3 separate regions of the Mus musculus genome follow, and regions 1 and 2 are each linked to region 3. The links are chromatin loops, found by intact Hi-C in ENCODE. Cell type or tissue: gastrocnemius. All regions are shown on one strand. Links, peaks and the distances in the headings refer to the core of each region. The heading gives the core; the rest is flanking DNA. Region 1 overlaps Srgap2 (SLIT-ROBO Rho GTPase activating protein 2). Region 2 overlaps Srgap2 (SLIT-ROBO Rho GTPase activating protein 2). Region 3 holds the start of Srgap2 (SLIT-ROBO Rho GTPase activating protein 2).

What was found. Peaks named below come from ENCODE experiments on the same cell type or tissue, not always from the same donor. Only the 100,000 strongest peaks of a DNase experiment are listed, where the experiment ranks them.
Region 1: a loop joins it to region 3, with 2.5 times the contacts of the local background. A loop is called at or near these places in 16 of 42 quality-filtered maps.
Region 2: it touches region 3 in a loop (2.5-fold over the local background); 3 of 42 quality-filtered maps call a loop at or near these places.

Annotation. Positions count from the first base shown.
Region 1 is chr1:131,428,722-131,436,575 of GRCm38, forward strand. The region is part of intron 3 of Srgap2 (SLIT-ROBO Rho GTPase activating protein 2); the gene reads right to left. Among named protein-coding and RNA genes, the nearest start is that of Srgap2, 95 kb to the right of the region's middle. In gastrocnemius, for the core only: no CTCF peak of the experiment used is centred there; a DNase peak (open chromatin) is centred at 3,300; H3K4me3 peaks cover 318 bases; H3K27ac peaks cover 1,347 bases.
Region 2 is chr1:131,378,389-131,386,242 of GRCm38, forward strand. All of the region lies in intron 4 of Srgap2 (SLIT-ROBO Rho GTPase activating protein 2), which reads right to left. The region is part of intron 3 of Gm51644 (a long non-coding RNA gene); the gene reads left to right. Among named protein-coding and RNA genes, the nearest start is that of Ikbke, 100 kb to the left of the region's middle. In gastrocnemius, for the core only: no CTCF peak of the experiment used is centred there; no DNase peak of the experiment used is centred there; H3K27ac peaks cover 777 bases.
Region 3 is chr1:131,520,752-131,528,579 of GRCm38, forward strand. Srgap2 (SLIT-ROBO Rho GTPase activating protein 2) reads right to left here and starts at 6,610. Exons shown (of 23, transcript NM_001081011.2): 1 at 6,482-6,610; 2 at 4,187-4,842. The coding sequence starts at 4,253. It overlaps Fam72a (family with sequence similarity 72, member A), which reads left to right and starts at 7,152. Exons shown (of 4, transcript NM_175382.4): 1 at 7,152-7,828. In gastrocnemius, for the core only: a CTCF peak has its summit at 5,776; DNase peaks (open chromatin) are centred at 3,219, 3,971, 4,599, 4,932 and 6 more places; H3K4me3 peaks cover 5,000 bases; H3K27ac peaks cover 4,643 bases.

The DNA.
Region 1 (7,854 bases), core at 961-5,960, 94 kb before region 3:
CTTGGAAGTCCAGCATCCTCCCAAATGCTCATAAAAGCATGTTTCGCTGTTGACCTGCCCTCTATCATTCTCTGTCCCAGGAGGATGAAATAACACCATTTAAGTACAAGTGTGGAAGCTTCCTGAGATCTGGAAACCAGTAACCATATTCTGCTTCCAGCATAGCTAATTCATTATGGCCAGTGGCCTGCTGGTCTCCATGGAAAGCACTGCAGGAGGCAGAACAGAACAGATCATCTACCTAGTCAGGTCTCACTGCTCTTTGCAGAAAACCCAACAGTTTATTGCTACACTCTTCTGTGATAGTGGTAATTCTATCAGCTAATTTCTACTGAATATCTACTTAGTGCAGATGCTAGCCTAGTACTTCCCATACTATATCCAATCATAAGAACAACTTTTCAAGGTATTAGTCCACACTTCAGAGATGTGGAAACTGAGGCTAAAAGGGATTTAATGACTAGTTCAAAATCACATTGCTATAAGCAGTAGAGATCAAGTTTAGACTCAAATTTACCTGGTTCAAAGCTCAGGGGGCTTTTTTTTTTGTTTTGTTTTTCTACTAAATTGCAAAGCTTCCTGAAAAGCTTGCACCAAAATTGTTTTTCAGTTCCAAACAGTGGTCAACCAACCTGTCTTGCCTACACTCAAGTTATCTTCTGATGACTCCCATTCTCCTCTGTCCTTGTGTAAGGAGCCTTCCCAACACCTTTCATTTTTCATTAGTTCTTTGGGAGTTCCATATGAGCTTCATACACCTTTCAACTCTTCCCAGATCTATTCTATTCCTGTTCTTATCCACCCAACTTGGCATCATTAAAAAAAAAAAAAATCAAGACAATTTGTGCTGTGCTGCCCAAATATTCTTGGATGTAGTAGTCCTCACTAGAGTATGGTTAATTTAATAGGAGCTACACTCAGAGAACACTGTCTCTCCCTCTCCCAGCAGCTAACAACTGCCAATAGCTTCATGGCAAAGGGAGGGATTTTGTGTCCAACTCCCATCTCCATGTTGGGGTTTGGTCTAATTTGGTCTGCACAGGTCTTGTGTATATTGTCACAACTACAGTGAGTTCAGATGTGCAGCTGCCCTGTGTCTAGGAGATGCTGTTTTCTTGTAGTCATCCACTGGCTCTCACATTCTCTCCACTCCTCTTCTGCAGTGCTCCCTGAGCTTCAGAAGGAGGGAGTGCAGAATATATGCTTCACTTAGGACTGAGCACTCTGCAGTCTCTTCTTCTCTTGCCAGATGTTAACACCATCTTTTAAAAAGGACCAACCGTCACCTAAAGTTCTATATGGAATGGGCTAGTGGAAAACATACCAAGGAATTTCCTGTTAATTTCTCAATAAAAAAGTAACTTGAGCCACAGGGAAGGGAAGCCAACCCATGCTTAACACCAGATGCTGCTACATCTGGGCAAAACTTTCCTGGGGGGAAACAAACAATTGCCAAATATGTCCAAGATGAGTGAATGATGTGCAAGTCCCAGGAAGTCAGGAAGTGCTCCTTCTAGCAACTTTATCTTTCCTACTGCTGCCCTCTTAGGTGGTCCCATACTCAAGGAGAATCGGTTTTCTCTGGTTCTCCACTTTTCTCTCACTTGCAACCAGAGCTGTAATGTTCTCTATGGTCAGCAGACTCTGCTTTTCAACCCAATGTCATCTTGTGAGGGTGGCAAATAGCTTTGAACTTGATTTTGAAGGAAGATTCCACTAGCAGAAAAAAGGGAAGTACCTGCAGCAACCTGCACATACATAGGCTAGGCCTAAGACCAAGAACATGGACTCTACAAGAATTTTAATTGTGTACTTATTCTTTTACTGAAGGGAGTACTGAGAGTTGAATATCTAAAAAATTCTATTACTTTATATTTTTTGTGTGTTTGAGTACTTTGCCTACATGTATATATTATGTGTGTGCCTGATGCCCTAGAGGTCAATAGAGGGCATCAGATCCTATGGAACAGGAATCACAGAGGTGGTGAGCTATCATATGGGTGGTAGGAACTGAAGCTGGGACCTCTGGAAGAACAACCAGTGCTCTAGCCTCTACTAGTTCATGAGATCCCAAGGCCAGGCTCTCCTGCGACCTTCCCAAGAGTAACAACTCACAGAAATCAGGTAGGCAGAGTTACTTTGCCTGTGCCCAACCTTCATGTACTGCTAACTTAATGTTACCAAAAATAAAATATTTTTTTATTTTTTATGGTTTTTTTTTGAGGGGGGTAGTCCTAAGTTAAGGTCCCTTTAATTTCTTTGGACATCCTTCTCTAAGAGTCTAGAATATAATTTTAAAACGTCCAACAAATATTTATTAAGGAGAAGGAAAAGATAAGAAAATATTGACAACAGGCTACAAAATAGCATAAGGTCTGTGTAAGAAGCACAGCAGGATAGCCAAGCATGGTGTTTCTCTAAAGCTCCACATGGGGTAGGGGTGGGGGAGAGAAACTACTTCAAATTAAAACAAAGACATTAGTTATTAAAAGCAGGAGATCAAAACCAAATGAGCTGAAAAGTAATTTACAGCAAGCTTGTTGAAAGAAAAGAAGAAAAGAAAAGCCAGCACATTATTAATTAGAATCCTTCAGAATCCTGTGGGGCAATATTAACACAAATTCCACTTAAAGAGACAATCAAAGGCTCAACAACAAATAGGAATACATTTATGCTCTTCAAAGAGCCAAAGAAAATGCCAAAACATCTTCCATAAGAAGGCTTCCTACTGTCACATAAGATTTTATCTCCACTTTTAATCAAACAAGGCTGTAACAATCAGTGGACAGGGAGGCCACATTACTTAGCAGAAGGTAGAATGGAATAATCAGTATAGTTGTCTACAGCTTCTTTCACTGTCTGGGGCAGAGGGATGGGACCATCAGGTCAGATTTTACATGAGTCATGCTGTAAGGGCTGTAATGAGGCTATCTTCACTGAGCCATGTGGGGAAGGACAAAAGGTGAACATGGACAAAGAGCAGAAAGCACAGTCACAGGGTGACAGCGTAATGACTTCCAGAGGAAACATTTTTTTCCAAAAGAAAATGAAAATACGGAGTTCAGCAACATTTGCCCCTAAACGCAGCTACTTAAAACTATAACAAAAATAACCATCCTAACCCAGGATGAATGGCTGAGATGGAGCCAGAGTAAGAGACTGGCCTGGAAAAGGGTGGGATGAATCCATGTGTACTGTCTTCAGCTCTGGCCAACCTGCTCCATCCGAAGTTGAATAAACTCCACATCCCAGAGCGGGATCTATCTGAGCTGCTGCTGGCAGCTGTTCTCCTGGCAGCACAGGCAGACAAATTCATGGCATTACTGGGCCAACAGCTGCTACAGCTCTGGGGGAAGTGACAAGTGCCTGCTGAGAATGAGCTATTCTGGGACCAGTCATAGAGTCAGCAAAATTGAGGCTACAGTTTGCTGGCTGAATGAAGATACAGTATACTTCCTACTCCAAAGTTTAGAAAACCAAAAAGTGCTTTCTCTGCCCCAGCTTGTTTGACTCAGGTGATTCTTGCCTTTACATTCAGCTCAATCTTTCTATTCCCAAGGGCATGACTTTCATTTGGCTCATATTACTACTGTCACCAATGGACTACCCTATATCCCTTCTATGTCCTTTCATCTAGGTTCTTTGTTTCTTTCCTTTTAAAGTGATTTATTTATTTTTATTTTCTCTGCATTGCTGTTTTTGCCTGCATGTTTGTGTGTGGTGTGTGTATGAGGGTGTCAAATCCCTTGGATAGGGTGTTATAGACAGTTGTGAGCTGCCATGTGGGTGCTGGGAATTGAATCTGGGTCCTCTGAAAAAGCAGCCAGCGCCCATAACCACTGAGACATCTCCCCAGCCATAATCATCTAGGTCCTTGCTAAAGCATGGACATAATTCAGTTCCTTGCTCAGAAATTGTCAGTGGTTCCTCTATACTTACAAAACAAAGCCCTAACTCTATAGGCTAGTATTTACAAACCTCTATAATCTGGCTTACCTTTTCCAGATTTACTCAATATTATAGTTCATATAGTTCAGAAAAGCAAATAAGTTATCCATCAGCCATGGTTTTCTTACCTCAGGGCTGATGGTAACACTATTCTCTATCTAAAATGCTTCATTCTCCAATTTCTTCCATTGTGTCAATTATATTAAATATTTAGGAAAGATACACAGCCTTGGCAGTCTTACTTTTCCATTCCTAACCACTGAACTTCTGAAAGTCTCTTTTCCTTGGCCTCAACCAGAACAAATTACTCTTTTATGTGTACTATGTATGATGGGGGGCATTGTTCTTTCACACACTTGTCCTTCCACACACCATGAAACTTAGGCAATGTTATAAACACTGTCCCTCAATGTGACAGACATTTTCCCCTTCTATAGTGATAGAAACTCCTCTTTCTAGGTCACCCAAATTAATAAATATATTGTCTACCCTGCCCCCCCCAACAGTGTAGATAACCATGTGACTGTAGTGTTTGGCTGGATGAGTTAAGGCATGTATGTGCTGCTTCCAGACTATACCTTTAAAGAATAAAGACATGTTTCCCTCTTGCCCTGTTGCTTTTCCCAATGGGGGAAATTTGACATCGTGACAATGAGCTACTTTGGGATATATAGCAATAAACGACACTCTAGGGGTGAGATAAGGAGCCTGACGCTGTCCTGACTGGTTAAAAGAATGTTATGTATAGAAAAATCTGCACCTGTCTTGCATAAGCTAACACTACATAAAGTCTACTATAGCAGCCACATCTATCTTAACCAAACTAGTCATGGCTAAAATGTCTTTTCTGCATCAAAAGAAAGAAAGAAAAAAGTAGGCAAACAAGCAAGCAAGAACAGATCAGAAATGAGAAGGCCATTATTTTTTTTTCATGCTACCTACAAACTGGCAGCACAGTTGCAGGAGCACAGCTGTCTGCAGCAATGCCTGTAGTACACAAACATCTGAGCACACAGAAATGAGGGGGAGATGGGAAAATGAAGATTCCATCCGCAATGTTAAAGTGAGAAGTAGAGGCCCCATCAGCACATTAGTGAGACAAGACAGAAGTTAGCCACTTCTGTGGATTCTTCAGATGCTCACTGGGGTTAGCATCTTATTCTTATTAAGTGCATTTGTCCATACAACTCAGCCAACACCTCTTCTAGTACACTATACCAAGTAAGTGTGCTATTATGTGACCATTTTTGACCTATAAAACCCAGCAATTCAGATGTTCCATTCTGAGAGAAGAAAGCTTTTTGTCTTCAAGCTTTTTTAAAAAAGGATTTATTTCATGTGTGTGTGTGTGTGTGTGTGTGTGTGTGTGTGTGTGTGTGTGTGTGTTGTAATTGAGTACAGTGCTCATAGAGGCCAGAAAAGGGCAACAGATTTCTAGATTGCCTGATAGGGGTCTAAGAACCCAATTTGGATCCTCTCAAGAGCAGCAAGTACTCTTAACCACTAAGCCATCCCCTGCTCTGCTTCTCTCAGAATGCCTTGAGCCCAAGATTATTAGTAAGAAACTGCTGAAATTGACTCAATCAACCACTCCTTCAAACATTTCTAACTCCCTGAGACACCTCCCTCCTGCCTGGGAGGAGGAACTAACTTTCTTACTCATTTCTTTTAGGCACTTTCCTTTCTCCTACCAAAAATGTTTACTGCCTACCAGCATTGGGACGTCTCCTAAACCTTAGGTTTTTATTTAGCTCTTGGTTCTTCTTCTCTCGTCTACATTTACAATATCGTTTACACTACAGATTTCAATAGATATTCCCACTCAAAACCACTTGGCTTGGCAGTACCACATCTCAACTTGGGAACATAAAATCCTTACAATGCCTCAAACTCAACATGCTCAAAGAGAGAGTCACTATTTAAAACACCCATTTCCTCAATGCCTGCATGTTTATAAAAGACACCACAATTATTCTGCTATCCAAGTTAGAGACATCAGATTACTTCTGACCAGTAAGATTCTTTTTATCTAATCAGTTATCAATCTTGTTTAATTTCTCAAATAACTTCTGAATAGTGCAATCATATAAGGCTAAAATATCCACCAAAGGGTCTCTGTTAAAGGCTTGTTTACTGCTGTGGTACTACTAGACAGTAGCGGATTCTTTAGGAGGTAGGACCCAGGAAAAGGAAGTTGCTATACTGGGAGATTGTCCGTGATGGACTGCTAGCCCCATCCTTTCTCTGCTTCTTGACCATCACAAAGGAACATACCTCCCCCACATGCTCTTGTCACATGCCACCACCAACCCCACAAAATAGGATCAAACAACTATGGACTAAGAACCACTGGAACCATGAGGCAAGAAAACTTTTCTCCTCATAGTTTATTTGTCTTAGTTATCTGGTCACAGTAACTGGAAGCTGACTAACACAAACACACGCCTATTGCTCTGTTTTAGATGCTATCCAATTTTACATGCACTACCCCCCAAATTTAATATCCTTCTCTTGGATTTAAATACACGCATACACAGACACAGAAAGATACAAACACACATACAAAGACACACACACACAAATACACACACAAAGATCCCCCCACATACACAGACACAGACATACACACACACACACACAGATACTCACACACACAAATACACACACAGATCCCCCCACATACACACATACACACACACACACACACACATGTACACACACAGATACACACACACACACACACAGACCCCCCCCCCACATACACAGACATACACACACAGACCCCCCACATACACAGACATACACACACAGATACACACAGAGACCCCCCCCAATACACAGACACAGACATACACACACACACAGAGATAAACACACACAGACCCCATACACACACAGACACACACCCACACATAGTTTTGCCCATACTTTTCCTTGGGTCTGTCTCTCAACATAATATCCTCAAAGGTTCATTACCACAGAGCATGTCAAATGTGAAATTCTATGCTTGCTATCAAAGCATTATCCTTTGGGACCCATTCTACTTACTTAACCTTGTTTTTCACGGCTTTTGAAAATATCTCTTTTCTTCTATCTCTATTAAAGCCCCCTTTTCTCTATAGTTTATAGTTCTTTCCCCTGTTAACCAAGTATTCCAAAGCTTATCTTATTCCCAGAGGAACCAGCACAGAACACAGTATCTAGATGGAATTAAAAGGGGGGCTAACAACTGCATTATTACTCTGAATAAGATAAGACAGGAATAAGCTGGAATGCATCAAGCATAAAGTAATGGTCAAAGGAATAGAAATGGCCCCCTTGAAGTCCTTGCACCACTTTCATTACACATTCACAGCACTCACCTCAACGTCAAATTACCTGATTGTAATTTGTTTACTCCCCACCTCCTCATCCTAATTAAAGTGCCATGTGGAAAGGAAATGCTTGCTCTCTGCCATATTTTAAAGCACTAGGAAGGAGTTCAAGGGATGTGCAATAAGGTATTATTTGCATGAATGTGTAAGAAATCTTCCCTTTGGGGATAGCTAGGAAGAGGAAGGGAACTGGTAGGAGTGGCAGGTAACAGAAGAGGGTAGTATGGTAGTATGGTAGTGGTAGGAGTAAATATAACTGAAATACAGTATATACATGCATATACATCATAATGAAACCTACTATTAGCCATATATATGTACAGATGGTAATAAAACACACACACACACACACACACACACACTCACACACATACACACACACACGCACACCCCTCTTCGACCAGTGGCTGACATACAGGAAAGGTATAAAACTCATTAGCTTGGCTCCCCCATGTATTTTAATCTGCTTTAGACAAACAACTGCCACTTAAGAGTAATGTGGAAAAGGAAGAATTCTTGAAGACTTTCAACA
Region 2 (7,854 bases), core at 1,577-6,576, 140 kb before region 3:
GATGGTACCTGATCCTGTGCTAGGTTGCTTAGCCAGGACTTAAATAAACTAGTAGGAGTCCAGGAGTGGAAAGAGGAAGGGAGGGGAAGAGGAGGGAAAGTCTAACCAATAAAACAGCAATTAAGACAGGCAGCTGTTTCCTTTTGTGTTCTGATTAGTTGGGAGGCCCGATGAACTATTATCCCTGTTTATTTGAACAAGCTGCTGAAGCAATCAGATTTACCGTTCCCTCTGGCTGGGCTGGGAACACACGTTGTAGCTAGCTCTAGTTAGCTCAGTTAAAATATACAATTAAAGCTCCTAATGAGCAATTCTGACCCAGAAGAGAGGCAGGAACTGGCCAGTGTCTCTCCTTTCACAGATGATAAAAGGCCACCTGTTCTCCAACTCAGAAGCCTTAACAGTAGCCTTCAGGGAAAAGCAAGGCCCCAGGAAGTGCTTCCGTGCGGATCTCCACTGAGGGGTTAAAAGAGCTGGGAAGCTACTAGGGAGCCCCACCCAAAGACAAGGAGCACATTTATTCCTAGGGACAACAAAACTGATGAAGCCAAGTAGAAGACAATGAGGACTGCAGAGCTTTCCCTTCTCTATAAAGGAGCAAAGGGGTTTCTAAGCAGGGAAGAAAAGGAATTTACAGTGTAGTCTTTGTGCACCAACACATGGCTGATCTCTTTTCTTTAAGATTTCTTGGAAGAGAATGAGTCATCTAAACATTGCAGGAAACCAAACAGAAGTTGGGGGTGGCTAACTTTGGGTAAAGTTTTTCTTTTAAGTGTTTGTCAAAAAAAAAAAAAAAAAAAAAAGAAGAAGAAGAAGAAAAAAGAAAGGTAGCTAAATTTAGACTAGAAATGTGGCACAATTAACAATGGACTCGGAAGTGCAATAGTGTACTCATATCTGGAGCTTTCATTTTGAAACTTATCACAACCTTTTTGGCTAGAGTGGGAGCCCCACTCTGCCTGGGACAAAAGCAGGTCTCATCAGAAATAAGTTTGCAACAGCTCCTTCCAGCTGTGTGCTTAAAACACCAGCAAGAAGCCTTCCTTTTCTAACAGACAAGGGCTGGACAGAACTGGAACATACAGCCTCATCTCCACACTGTCCATCACCCCACCCAAGTGTAAGGTAGCAGAAGGTGTGGTCTGCTCAGCCTGCATGTAGGACTGTCACTTGCCCCTTTAAAAGGTTATTTTATTATTTTTAATTATGTGTAGGTGTGTGTGTCTGCATGTGGGTATGTGGAAGTGAGTGCAGATTTCCGGGGAGGCAAGAGGCACCAAATCCCCTGTGTTTGCTGTTAAAGTTACTAGCTGACAGATGACTGGGACCTAACTAAACTTGGGCCCTCTGCAAGAGCATCAGTGCTCTGAACTGTTGAGCCATCTGTGTACTACTTGCCCCAACTTTGTACTTTCTTAATACATTTCCTGAATGTCAATGGGTTTTTTTTTTTTTTTTTGGTTGTTGTTAGATAGAAACAAAACAAATGAACAGACAAATGAACAAAGAACCCACCAATATGAAAGGCTTCTAAAACTAGTCTGCACCAGGAGGAGCACTGATTCTTTACTTTCCTACTTATTCAGACCAGCATAGTTTACCTATCTACACTACAGAACTTCTATTAGGCACAAAAACCTCTCCTTATTTTTAGATGTGTGTATATTTATGAAAGCATGTTTTTGTCATGTGATAGAAGCTAATTTCAGGGTCCCAGGGCCGAAGCTGTTAGTAGGTAGAAACAGCAGGGTCATTTAATTCTGTGACAATGAGATTGGGTCAGCAGTTTTCCAAAAAGGAATCAAATTTTCAAGTGCACAGATCTCTACCAGTGCTAGCATCATCTCTTTACCCCCAAAGATGTATCAGAGGCCAACTGTTCAAAGAAAAAAATATCTAATTTAAAACTGAATGGACATTTCCAGATCTCAGAGGAAAGGGATATAAATGTTCTATTAAGCTCTGCAGCAGGAGACAAGCCACCAGATCCAGGGTGGAGGTTTCAGGGGCACTCTATTTCAAAGAGGCCGAGTTCCTGAGCTGGCACTTTGCCCAGAATGCTTTGAATGGTTAAGATAGGGTTTAAGGGAGTGGGCTATTAGGTATCAAGCCAATGTTAGGTGATGGTGGTAACTGAACCTGGCTGGCCTCTCCCATCCAACTTAATCCAAAAACCAAAAACAAAACAGAAAACTAAACAAACAGTGGTTCAGTAGGGGCTATTGTTACAGGGGTGCAGAGAATGGTGATCTAGCAGGTCAGAGCTGAGAAATGACTCTGAATTTCCCTTCAACCGTATTTCCTTACTTGTGTGTAGGAAGGACCTTGTTAGTCTCCATTCATCCACAGATGAAGAAACCAACAATGACTACCAAAGTTGTGCTCTACTGGAACTTAAACTCTGGGGAACTCAAGGTCATACAATACATATATATACTGCTAGGAGGATAGTTTGGTGGGAGAAGGCTTGCCCAGCAGCTTAAGGCCTTGGTGGTGGTGAATCTCCAGCATGTCAAATGATAACAGCAGCAATTATATCAAAGCACAAATATTGTGAAGAAAGGCTGGCTTGGAGTTGCCATGTGAGAAACACTGGTACTGCTTGACATTTTGAATACGGGTAGGAGGCAAGGATGTTTTGAAATTATAATCCAGTATGTCTACAATGAAAATCTTATGTGTAGCGCCTTCTTGTATTTCCTACTCTCTTCTGATTTTTAAATACTAGTCATAACTCACTAAATTTAAAGTAGCAGTGATAGGATTAGAGCCCACCAACCAAGACAGGCGCTAAATAACTTCCCCTCTTGAGATAGCTGATTACAGTTCAAAGTAGGTTTATGCTCAATTACTGAATTCTGGCAAGGCAGAAAGACAGCTGGATTTTAGGGAATATACAAAAAAAAAATCCATCAGCAAATATTTATAGAACATCTACTATATGTCATGTACTTGTGGCTTGAATATAAAACAGAGAGTTTAAAAGTTCACAGTCTGCTGAGAAAGATAGATATTGACCTGACGTTCGAGCCTATCAGAATGTAAGTCTTTATCCATCTCAAAGACATTAATAGAAATGGGATGATCCTAGGGTAAGGATTTCTTTTTCCTTATCTTGTCCTGCTTGCCAGAAACAGAAATTGGAGTTTTTAAAAATCCAGCTATTACACAGTAAATCCTTCTACTTTGCATTTGCCTTTCTAATTACAAATGGCTGCTTCAGTCATAATGACACTGCTTTGGAGTAAGTGGATCTCAAAAGCTTATATACTGGCTAAAAAAATGTTTGGAATCTTTTGAGTTTGTAAGCACCATAAAAGCTAATTTTACCAATAACCATTTCACTTGGAAGTTAATGAGTATAGCTAAATTTCCCTGGGGAGGGGGGAAGTCATATTACAGAAAAAAAAAGTCAGAAACCTGACACACTATAAATCCCACTACTTGTTTCAGATTCCTGTTGAATTATTTACAAAACATAGTATTAAAGTATCCCAAAGCCTCCCCCATTGCCACCTGCGGCAGTTGGGAGAGTTGGCCCTGGAGCCACAAGAGAGCAGGTGAGCTGGCCCTACACTTGCCTGGGAGCAGAGTAGAGCTGGCCCTGGTGGAGGAGGCACAGGTGAGCAGGGCTGAAGGCAAGAGCATAGGAGAGCTGGCCCCCCACTCATCTGCCATGCAGCAGCGTGGGTACAAGTATGATAGCCCTACCTTGCTGCCACCCATCGTAGTTGGAGAGCTGGTACTGCTGGCATGAGAACCAGAGAGCAAGCCCTGCCCTCTCACTAGCGGTAGAACACAGGGAAAGTGGGTCTTTTCCTGCACTTCACCTGGACAACACAGTGGAGCTGGTCCTGATGGCAAAGGCACGGGTAAGCCAGCCCCAAGGGAGTGAGAGCAGGAGCACTGTCCCACCCCTTTGAAGGCTGCAGCACATAGGAGAGTAGGCCCCACACCTTGAATGGGCAGCACGGTGGAGCTGGCTCCAGAGGCACAGGTGCAGGTGAGCCAGTCTCAAGGGTGTGAGAGCAGGAGAGTGACCCTGCCTCCTGCTGATGGAAGTTTTCAATGGCCTAGCTGGAGCAGTGCTGGAGAGCTTATCTTGGTGATATGGTTAAGGGAGAGTCTGCATGCTGACCAGCTCAGCTACCACCCATGCACAGATCCAGGGCTCTGAGTTGGCCCAACTCAAAATTTGAATAATCTGAAAATGTTTAGGATGTGTGAAAGGTCTAGGCCTGCTGACCCAAAGTTGCAAGATCTCCCTGACACAGAGCAACAACAGGATAACCAGGAGGAGTCCTGGTGAGGAGCCAATCTTGATGGTATCATAGAATCCAGAGATCTCGGACCAGACCAGACCAGTAACTCATTGGAATGAACATTTGCAAGTGAAATGTGTGGCCAGAGGGATACACTGTGGGACACACTGTGACATATTACAGCTTCCACAATGAGATGTTTTCTATGCTTTGCTTGTTTTTTGTTTGTGTATGTTTTATTTTGTGGGGAAGGTTGTCAGGGCAAAGGGCAGACATGAGGGGATGGGGAGATGAGCAGGACTGGGGTGCATGATGTGAAACTCACAAAGAATAAAAAGCTAAAAACAAAACACAACAACAACAAAACCAAACCAACCAAACAAAATAAGAGCCCAAAGCTATTAAAATATAAAATCACTGAGAACTAATGGAGGAGCAATCTCTCTTGAGCAGCTTACGTCTGGCATAGACTCAAAAGTGTTACATTCATTAGCAATTGCAGTGTTTTGCTTGTACCAAGTTTACTATCCTTTGCATCAGAGTCCAGTAATGAAAGATAAAGACTTTTCCTATTTTCCCACCATTACTTTGGATTGGATTGTGTTAGAATGCCTAATTTTAGAAACTGCTGCTTAAATTATAAGAATGAATGAACATCTCTTAATAATAAGCTTAGCTTACCAATAAATAGATACAGACTAGATGGATACATTAAAATAATAGATCCAAATTTCTGTAGTCTTTAAGGAATACACTTTACTGGTAAAGAGATTAAGAACAGAAGAGAATCTATCAAGAAATGGCAGCTGGAAAACAAACTGGCATATCTACTCTGAAATCCAACAAAGTAGAAATCAAATCAAAATTAGAGGAGATAAAGAAAGCCATTACATACTAATAAAGGGAAAAATCATTAAGAAGATATAGCTGTAAAATATATACAAAACATTCTAGCTTCCAATTTCATAAAGTAAACCCTGATGGACATAAAAGGTCAGATAGGTCCCACATCAATAATAATACAGAGTGATTTTGATACCTCATTGTCCTCTTTAAATAAGGCATCCTACTAAAAATCACCAAAGAAGCCTCAGGACTAATCTGCACCATGGTTCAAATGGACTTAGCAGATAGACAGAATATTCCATCTAAAAGCTATAGAATAGATGTTATCAGCATCCCACGTACCCTTCTCTAAACTATGCCATGTTCTAGCCATAAAGCAAGACTTACAAAATATAAAAGAACTAGAATGATTAATTGTATCTTATTCTATCAAACAACAAAACAATAGTAAGAAAAACCATAGAAATTATTTTAAAGTATGTATGTGGAAAAACACTCTAAGATGAGAAATCAGAAATTTAAAAATTCTTAAAAATCAAATGAAAATAAAAGTACAACATACCAGGAAATTTGCTAGTTCTAAGAAGAAAGTGTATAGCTATGAGTACTTATATTAAAAATATATGAAACAACAACAAATAAACAATCAAACCTTCAAAGCTAACAATGTGCTTTGGGACCTTAGAAAAAATAAGAATATGTCAAACCCCAAAGCAGTGAACAGTAATATACAATAAAGAGCTCTTTCTCTTCCAGTCCTAGGTGCTGAAGGCGAATGTCTACTTATTTCCAAGGCTGGACATTAGAGGCATAGAAACAGTGTCTAGGTGACTTTGGGTACCCTCAAGTAGACTGGGACATACAAGGAACAAAAGACACAAAGGCAAAGAGGACACAAATCTCAGGACATAACATCAACTCAGGAAGAAAAGCAAGCAAAGGCTTAAGAAAGCAAAAGAAACAGCATAGTAAGTGCTTGCAAGCATCTGCCCTCCTACAGTATTGAATCCCAGGAGCTGTTAAAGTAGGAAGAATGCCTTGTGGTTCTCAGATGGCTGGGCTGAGACATGAGGTGACAGAGCTCATCTGAAAGTTGGCATGTGAACACCGAGAGGAGGGAAACACCCGGGTAGGAAATGAAACAGTCAGCAGCACTCTACAGGAAATGCCTAAATGAGAAAACTGCTGATCAAACGAGAAAGAGGAACTTAGCAGTACAGCCAGTTCATCAGGAATCAGTGTACTGTTAGAAGTCTTCATTTGCCTTAGAATCCCAGTCTAGAGAAAGGAAGAGGCTCCAGGGGTTTAATCATGAATATAACAGTCTCTTGACACTTCAGGTACCATGGTTGGCTCTAAGAGGAACATAATGCCAACTTTAGAATACTGAGTAGATCTCCCCAGGTGCTGTGCTGGTTTATATCTTCTTGTCTTTGTGCATGCCAATTACAGTGGCAGCTATTACCATCAGTCATGGCCCATGAACACTTTTTAAAAATCTGTATCCTTCTGGATAGCACGTTCCTTCTCACTAGCACCTTCTCACATGAAAATCATTCAACTGTGAGAAGGAAAAGGCCAGAGTTTGGGCTTGTGTGTGTGTGTGTAAATATTTACTATTAAAAGGCAAAATTAGTAACCTCTTGTGAGGTTTTAAATATATATATATAATATATATGTAAAATTAGTGAATAGTAAATCAGCAATAGAATCTGGGTGGGAGTCAGGGAAAAGATATTGTTAAATAAGCAGTAGAGGGTTAATCTATAGTAAACGTTGGCAAGTCAAGAATATAGCCCCATAGGCTGTCAAGATGGCTTAGTGGATAAAGGTATTTGCCACCAAGCCTGAAAACCTGCATTTGATTTCTAAGATTCAAGAAGTATTAGGAGAGAACTAATTCATGCAAGTTGTCCCTTGAACTCCACATTCACACCAGGCATAAGCACCTGTACACACACACACACACACACACACACACACACACACACCCATGTAAAAAACAAAAACTAAACTAAAAAACACTTTCTAAAAGAATTTATGATGTAAGATAAGAAAATCCACAGAATCAACTAACCTGGACCCATAGGGGCTCACAGAGACCGAACTGGCTACTAGGGAGCCTAGATAGGACTGACCTAGGCCCTCTGCATACGTTACAGTTGTGTAGCTTGGCATTCTTGTGCAACACCTAACAGTGGGGGCAAGAGCTTTCTCTGACTCTGTTGCCTGCCTGTGAGACCCTTGCTTAGCCTTAATAGGAGAAGAGGTGCCTAGGCTTATTGCTATTTGATATACCATGGCTAGTTGATATCCATAGGAGGTCTGTGCTTTTCTGAAAATATTATGGAGGAGGAGCTGGGAAATGGGGTGGGAGGAAGGGGAAGGACTGAGAGGAGAAACTGCAGCCAGGATTTTTGAATAAATAAAGAAACAAGAATACATGCTATAGGCTGGGTTTGATAGTATACACCATAATAATCCCAGCACTCAGGAATCTCAGGCAGGATGGGAAGTTAGGCCTGCCGTGGCTGCATGGTGAGACCCTGTATCAAAAAGGAAAGCAGAACAAAATATTAAAAGGAGAATACAAGTTGTAATTTATGGTAACCACTAAAGAGATAGTGTCACTAGCAATCTAAGAGGAGGAAAACTCTGTAAACCATATAAAAAGAAGGAACGAACTCATCTGCTAATGGGTTACTCGGGCAAACAGACTGAATTCTAGTTGTCAATAGAGGAGGAC
Region 3 (7,828 bases), core at 2,829-7,828:
CAACAAAAGACCCTGTTTCAAAACATAAAAATGATAATAATTTTACTCCTTAGCTTTATGGTGCACAAAGGTGAATAGAGGGGGAGTGGGGAGACAACCTTTAACACCTAATTAAGAGAGTACCTAGAGGTATTGTGGACAGTAATATGAATTCACCCAAGTCCCACCCAGACAATTACCTCTATTCTATGTCCCACTCTTCACTATGCAGTGTTTAAGTGCCAATAAAGATGCTAACAGGCTAGAGGTCAAATGTACCAGTTTCCAATCATGAATCTCATCAAGGCTGTCAAGAATTTCCAGAAATTCCTGTACATAAAAGTACTTTATAAAATAAAAAATAGAAATAAGAAAACTATGCAAGAAGACTAAGAATATTAGTGCTTTTGGGTTGGACACTGAAAGACATGAACTTTTCAAAGGAATCCAAACACCCACAAAGCAGAAACAGTGGTTGTTTTTACATAGCCACATAGCAGACTGATTAAGGGAGCATTTCTCCTGCCCCTGAAAACCATACTGAGGTAGGACTGCTACTGAAACCTCAGAAATTCCTCAGAGCACATGCAAGCAGGTGCTTTTAAGGAATAATAGCATGAGAGAACAAAATCATAGAAGAGAGTCCAAAGTCTACTGAAAGTCTACTTGGTTCAAACAATTCTGACTAAAAAAACAGAGATACATACAATATTTTCAGACAATTTGCCTATCATGCATAAAAGGAAATTAATGTTCAAAGAGTATGGGAGATTTTTAGTGGAGATGGATTTGTTTTGTTTTTGTTGTGTTGTGTTGTGTTTCTGAAACAGGGCCTCACTCTACTCCAGGCTGGCCTCAAACTTCCAAAGTTCTTCTACCTCAGCCTCTCAACTACCAAGATTACAGGCATGAGCCACCATGACTGGCCAAAGGATTTAAATGACAGGTACATGACACATTTTGTTATTCCTCAACAAACTTCAACTAGAACTGATTCATTCCTACTATGGTTTCCTATCATTTAACAGCTGGTGCTTAGAGAGTGAACTCTCAAGGCAGCCTGACTAATTGGCAAGTAGACTATACAGTCATTGAGTACTCACAGGTGCCAGATACTGAGCTACAAGAAATCTGCAGACTAGCTAGCTCCTTTATTCCTCATAGGAATAGGAAACGCACACTATTTTGCCAATTTTCCAATTAAGAAACTGAGACTCGGACAAGACATGTAACATAGTAGAACAAAGGTTTAAACCTGGATTCTCTGCCTCTAACACTTTTACTTTTAACGGACACACCAAATTGATAGCTGTATAACATTAAAAAAAAATTTCTTGGCATCTATAAGAGAAGTCTGGCAGTATCATGAGTTACTTCCACAGAATTCATAAAACTCAGAAACTCTGCTTGTAGAGGGTAGGGGCTCACACCTGTATTCCCAGACTCACAAGTCTGACTCAGGAAAACTGCCATAAATTCAAGGTCAACCTGAATTACAGAGTGAATTCTGGGCTACCACAGCCTACACATTGAGACCCTGTCTCTAAGAAGCAAAACGAACAAACAGAACACAATTTTTTGAAAGCCCAAATTCTTAATTCTGACAGGTGAGGTAGTAAGTCACAGTGCCAACCCCAAGCCAAGATCCCTTGAATTTAAATTATAGAGTCTTCCACCATATATGGTTCTAGAAATGTAAGCTCCATAGGGGTCTGGCATTCTGTCTTCTTGACTGATGTAGAAAAGCCTAGAACACATACTAAGCACTCAACAAATAATAAATAAAACAAGGAAGGTGCCACTTTTGACTGTATGACCTTGAAAGGGTTTTTTCCCTCTCATAACCTCAGTTTCCTTAGATGACAATACTTCCTGGAGAGAGGTGACAATTACATAGACCACTCACTGGGGTGCCATGGTACATGATGAACACCCAAAGTAAACTGTTAGCACACGGCTGCTATACATCACTATTACAGATCACACACACTTGCCTTAAGAATTGTTTTCACCATGAACAGATGATATTTTTACTGGGAAGGTACAGAAGTCTGTCAAACTACTCCTACCTTCTACACAGCTACCACCTAGCTGTGTGACCTTGAACAAACCTCTCCAGTTCTCTACCTCCTCCTCAGCTGTAAACTGAGGGACTAAACCAAGTCAGTTCCAAAAGCATTCATGGGTACCTCCTCCAGCGAGAACTCAGGGTCAGCCACCTACCAAATTCTACATTCCTGAATAGTCAATGGAAAAATATTCACACACACACACTCACACACACACACACACACACACAAAACGGTCTCTAGTCTGTGGCAGGGTTGAAGAGAAACTCCAAATAGCTAAGTGCATTACATCATCTCAATGAGCAATATTTGTAAATACGCAAAGTACTTAATTTTTGAGACACTCATAAGAAGCCTATTACCAATTTTTAAAAAATCAGCAAATTCTGATACCTGTTAGCCCTGAACCTTAAAAAAAAAAATCACCAACATATAAAAAAATCACTTTTCATCTTAGTCAAATGTGTGCTTATGGAGAACCACCTGGGAAAGACAAAGTTATTAACACTCCCTATGGCAACAGTTAAGAATAGGATGTATTTTTTCAATGATATATCTGGCTAAAACCACAGGGAGTGCATTACAAGAGCAGAATGTGCTGCATCTGGACAGGACATAGAGGCCAGTGGCCATTGTTTACAAAAACAGGCTGGGATTATGAATAATGACAAGAGGCCAGGACCTCAGTTATAACTCACAACCACACCTCTCTCAATTCCAATCCAACTGGAGCTCTCAGCATTCAACTACCCCATTCTTGTAATAAATCTGACCAATATTTGCAGTCAAATGGATTGAAGGTCCCTTAGGGCATCTCCTGCATTGACCAAACTGATAATATATATTCTAAAAAAAAATCCTGAAGACACAATGATGACTTCAAACTGCCTTTCAACCTTCTAAGAGATAAAAGGGACTACCCATTTCACACTCTCCCTCTAACCCACATCCAAGGCAATCATCAGAGGGGAGACATGGTCTTTACCAAGTCCTCTAAGATAGAAAAAGGTCTCCTTGCATTGGTGCAGGGAATGGAGTAGGGGCCCCTCCCTCTCTACTCTGAAACAAAGGAAAAACCCAGAGTTCCAACCATGTGGTTTAACATTCAAGGCCACCCACCTCTCCCACTTCCCAGCTAAGGTCTCAATGAACTGTAGCCACATGGCTCTTCCCAGTGACTGGTCAGAAAGGGGCAGTGCCTTGCACAAACACAGACTAGGGCTCCTTCACTGGCATGACACCTCCTAAGGGAAATGCCCGAGAAGGGAAAGCCATGTGGGTATAGGTTTCGATTTGAGAAGCCAATTTAAGCAGTGGACTAGATGAGGAGACAACACTTGATTTCTCCAGGTCCACATTCTGCCTTATCCCTTCACGTTTTTGCTGAAAGGAAATGGACCTTTAAAAAGCATGTATTCTGGAGCAGAGGGCAACAACGCAGAAGGGTTAAACAATTATGTCTTCCTATTTTCCAGTTTCAGCACCACTCTGAGAACCTAACAGCCTAACTCTGTTAAGGTTTAAGTGAGGGGTGGAAACCAGTTTGGATGGCCTTATTCTTTCTGGTCTGTGATCTTTGATTGTATGCAGGGTGACCACGGGCCAGACAAGTACTAGGTACACCCAATATGGCTAGGGACTTCCTGAATTCAGTGTCTTGGCAAATCTCAAGCTTTAATACAGTACCAGAAAAACCCCACCTCTCCCAGGTCTCTCCAAATGGTTTCCCCTTCCCAAGGTTGCCTTTCCACCTGGGCTTCTCTACAACCTTTGAAATAAATGTCCAAACACCTGTCAGATTTCAGCTGTCCTTCAAGGAAGCTTGACTCAAGACACCCAAAGGCAAATAGCAGCTTTTTTTCTCTCTCTCTCCCCGGAGAACCTCCTGCCCCTCCCCCACCCTGCCCAGCCTTTGGGAAAAAACTGCCAAATTAATGGTCAGCCCCACAAAGATATTCCTAAAGCCCTCTTCTAGTGCCTATGGCCCCTGACACTGCTGATCCACCTATGAAACCACCTCTGGGGTCAACTTACCACCTGCTCCACCCAAGAAACAAACGCCCTGAAAATTGGGGTGGAAACGCATGCTTCACCAGTCCGCAGAACATATGCTTTATGCTAATTTTCAAAATCCTTACCTTTGACCTGAGTATCGTACTCTGCGATGATCTCCTTATCCTTTTTGAATTTGGCTGGAGACGTCATGTTTTCCTTCTTTCTTCCAAATCCGAATTGTGAATTGATAGATCCACGGGAAAAATCCAACCACTGATATCAATGCCTCCAAGGCCACTTCTCCCACAGGCAGAGAAATGCCCCGCGGTGGTATCCAGAGCTCCAGGAGAACACGAGCGGCGGGATGGGCAGCCGGCTACTGCACACACATGCAGACTGTGGGCGCTGAGGCCGGGGGTGGGGAAGTGGGGGGCGGCGGCGGCTGGCTTAAGTACTAAAGCCCTAACCACAACCGCAGCATTAACCAGGAGAACTGCAGCGCCCGGAGGCTGGCCTGGGGTCTGACATCAACGACACAGGCTGGGAGTGGAAGTCCTTCCGCACAACATGGTGTAGGGGATGCGGGGGTGTGGACGCGCCCAGCTGTGTCCCTAGGAGGGAGTGGGTTTGTCTTGGGGTGCCAGAGGAGGGCTAGGCGTTCTTCGCGGGATTGTGTGTGTGTGTGTGTGTGTGTGTGTGTGTGTGTGTGTTACCAGCTCAAAGATTCTGCAAATCAAATCCCAAAAGGGTGCCGCTGCAGCGCAGAGTGGGTCGGAAGTCTTTGCTCCGGTTCACTAGCCTGTAAATGCAAGAAAAGGGGGGAGGGGGCGATCAGTCGGAGGGAAGATCCTAATCGCAACAGGGGTGGGGTCGGGGATGACACTCCAAGTCCAGCTTTGGCCCATTCATCTTGGCCTAACAACGCCCGCTCCGCCCGAAGACCCGGCGTGGCGATCAATGTAGGGAGGAAAAATGTTCCCTCCAGGTTTTAAGGCAGAAAGAGAACACTTTGGAGCAGCCGGCAGCGCGTGCTCCGGGCGGAGACTGCGGCGGGAAAGCTGAGCTGCGGGTGGGGACTGCGGCACCTCGGCGCTTTCCCAACCCTGCTAGCCCAAGAGGGGTCCTCCCGCCTAGCCCGCGACGCGGCCCCTGACCTCCGGCTGGGGCACCTCCCAGACATCTACAGGATCCATACCAGAGGGGACAACCAGATGGGCACAACTTTTCTTCCCCTGCCACCCCTCCTCCCAGTTGTTTTGTTTTTGGTAACTAGCTTCTCCTGGCAGCAAAACCGGGGAGGGGGGTGAGGGGGGTGGAGGGGGGACGCTGCAGGAAGGGCCCGCTCCGCACGGGACATCCAGGAAAACAATGTGGTCGGCAGAAGCAGGAAACGAGCTAGAGGCGAGGGTCTAAACCGGGAAAACCCGGAGATGGGAGGCGGCAGGCGGCGGTAGCCTTCCCCAAGCCAGGTATGAGAGTGACTCTAAATGGCACCCCCCCCCCAGTATTTTTTTTGTCCCCCAAGCCTAGGGATCACAAATACCGCACCCAATCCCAGTCGGGTGGGAGGCATCAGTGAGAGTCGCTCCGGGAGGCGCGAGAGGCGGCGGCAAGGAGGCTGAGGGAAGAGCTCCAATGCTGCGGCGGGCCCCTGCCTCCTAGGCCGCCCTGTCCCCGCCGGCGCACAAGCGGCTCCAGGCAGTGTCGCCTACTCCCGGCGGCTGGAGGAAGGGCCGCGCGCAGGAAGAGCGAGCAGAGGCCGCGCGGTGCGGGAGGACAGGAAGCAGGAGGCGGGCGTGAGGTGGGGTCCTGAGGCAGGAGAGAGCCCGGGCCAGCTCGAGCCGCCCAAGCTTGGACGACCAGAGAGGGCGCCGAGAGGACGGCTTTGGGGGCGAGGCAGTGAGGGAAACCGCGGTGGACCGCTGCAACGTGAAGTGTAGGATGTTGGCAACTTTCGGGACCCGCATGAGGTTTGGGTATCAGAGTGGGTGGAGAAGCCCTGGGAGACAGACTGGAGGGCTGGACGGAGAAAGCACCCTGCAAGCCGTGAGGAACACCCCATCTTTCCGGGTCCTGGGCTGGCAGCCAAGGCTAGGAGACCAGGGACGAGACCAGCGGACCGTTACGGCGAGGCCCCTAGGTGGACCCGGCCAACCGTGTGCAAAGGGGCTGCGGGAGGGCGGTGTCGCCGCGTGAGGACCGTCCTCGGCAGTGCAGGGATGGGCGGAGAGATGAACAGTCCCGAGAAGTATTATGGGCTGCACTGGGGGATTTGGAGGGCCGGGGAGGGCGGTATGAGGACCGCGGGCGGCGACACGGCTAAGGCGGCGCCGAAAGCAGCAGCATCCGCAACGCGTCCACCCGCCCAGTCCCGGTTTGTTCAGTCAGAGCAGCAGCAGCCGGGCGTACGGGGAGGGAAGGGGAGAAGGAGCCTTTACCTGGCTCTGCCGCGACCGGTCCCAGGCCCAAGGTTCCGCTTCCCACTTAGCGTTCTCCTCCCCGCCACCCTCTTCTACGCAGTTCGGCCCCCCAGTTCCCTAAGGAGACTCCGCCAACTCCGCAAGACCCCGCCGGGAAGCTGAACCCACCCCTTTGCCAATCACCGCCCGCCTAATAGCGACTGACGGGGACTATAGCCAATAGGAACAACTGATCCATAGACGCCAGGAGTAGAGGCGGGGCTGACGAAACTTAGAGGTGTGGCGAACACTAGCTGCCTAGGCGCAGTCCTAGAGTGAGCTCCTCCCCGGCCTGTGGAAGCCTAAAGTAAAGCTGATGGGCGGGATAAAATGGAAGCGACAGCCAAACACAAACTCTCAAGAGAAGACGGGACCAATCGGACCGGGAAAGGGAGGAGGGAAGTTCAGCCAATAAATAGTAGAGAACGGCCTGGACCTTAGTGTATCCACCAATAAGAAACTCGGGGTGTGTCTTCCAAGTTCACAGGGGGGAGGGTTTAAGCCGAGCAGATGCTGGCCAATGATCTTAGGGGCTGAGCTAATATTAACCAATCAGAGAGCCGATCTGATATCGGCACCGTTACTGGGGCGTGGCCTCTGAGCTCACGTCAGGAGAAGGCCCTTGGCCTTCCAATGTGGGTCTGGGGCAAATTCTAGTCCTCCCAATCCCTGCTCGGCGCAGGCAATTCAAACTGACAGCGGGTTAGAAAAAGCAGAGAAAGCGGAAGAAAGAGCAAAACCCGGCGTGTTCGCTGACTGACTGCAGCGCGAACTGAGCCTATTCCGAGGCTTCTCCCCTCCACCTCGCTACACCGCTGCTCACTTCGGAGCGACCGCTGTGGAAGAGACCTTACGGGTTACGGGCCGCAAGTGCGAGAGCTCGGCCGGGAGAGGACGCCGAGAGCCGTGGTGCAAGGGAGAAAGCCCACGGGCGAGCTCCGAGAAGAGGGAGCGGGACGGGGCCAGAGCCCGCGTGGAAAGGGCTGAGGGGCGTTGAATCCTACGAAGAAGCCGCGTGGAGCTGAGCAAGAATTGGAGCGCTCTGCGGGCGGAGCTCGCGCTGGGAGTGGTCAGAGAGGCGAGGCTTTAAAGGGAAGAAGCCCGCTGGGAACTGGGAAATCGCCCAATTCCGGAGCCGGGGTCGGAGCTGAAGAGTAGAAGATTCTTGAAGACCAGAGAAAGTTAAACCTGTTGCGGAAGTTTCCCTTCAACTCCACTTGTCTCTCCCCACCTTGAACTCCATTTCCCTTCCCTCCCCAAGTCAAAAGGAAGTAAAATTTGCTCTTCCTACTCAATAAATACTAAGTTTCCCTTTCCACCAGGAAA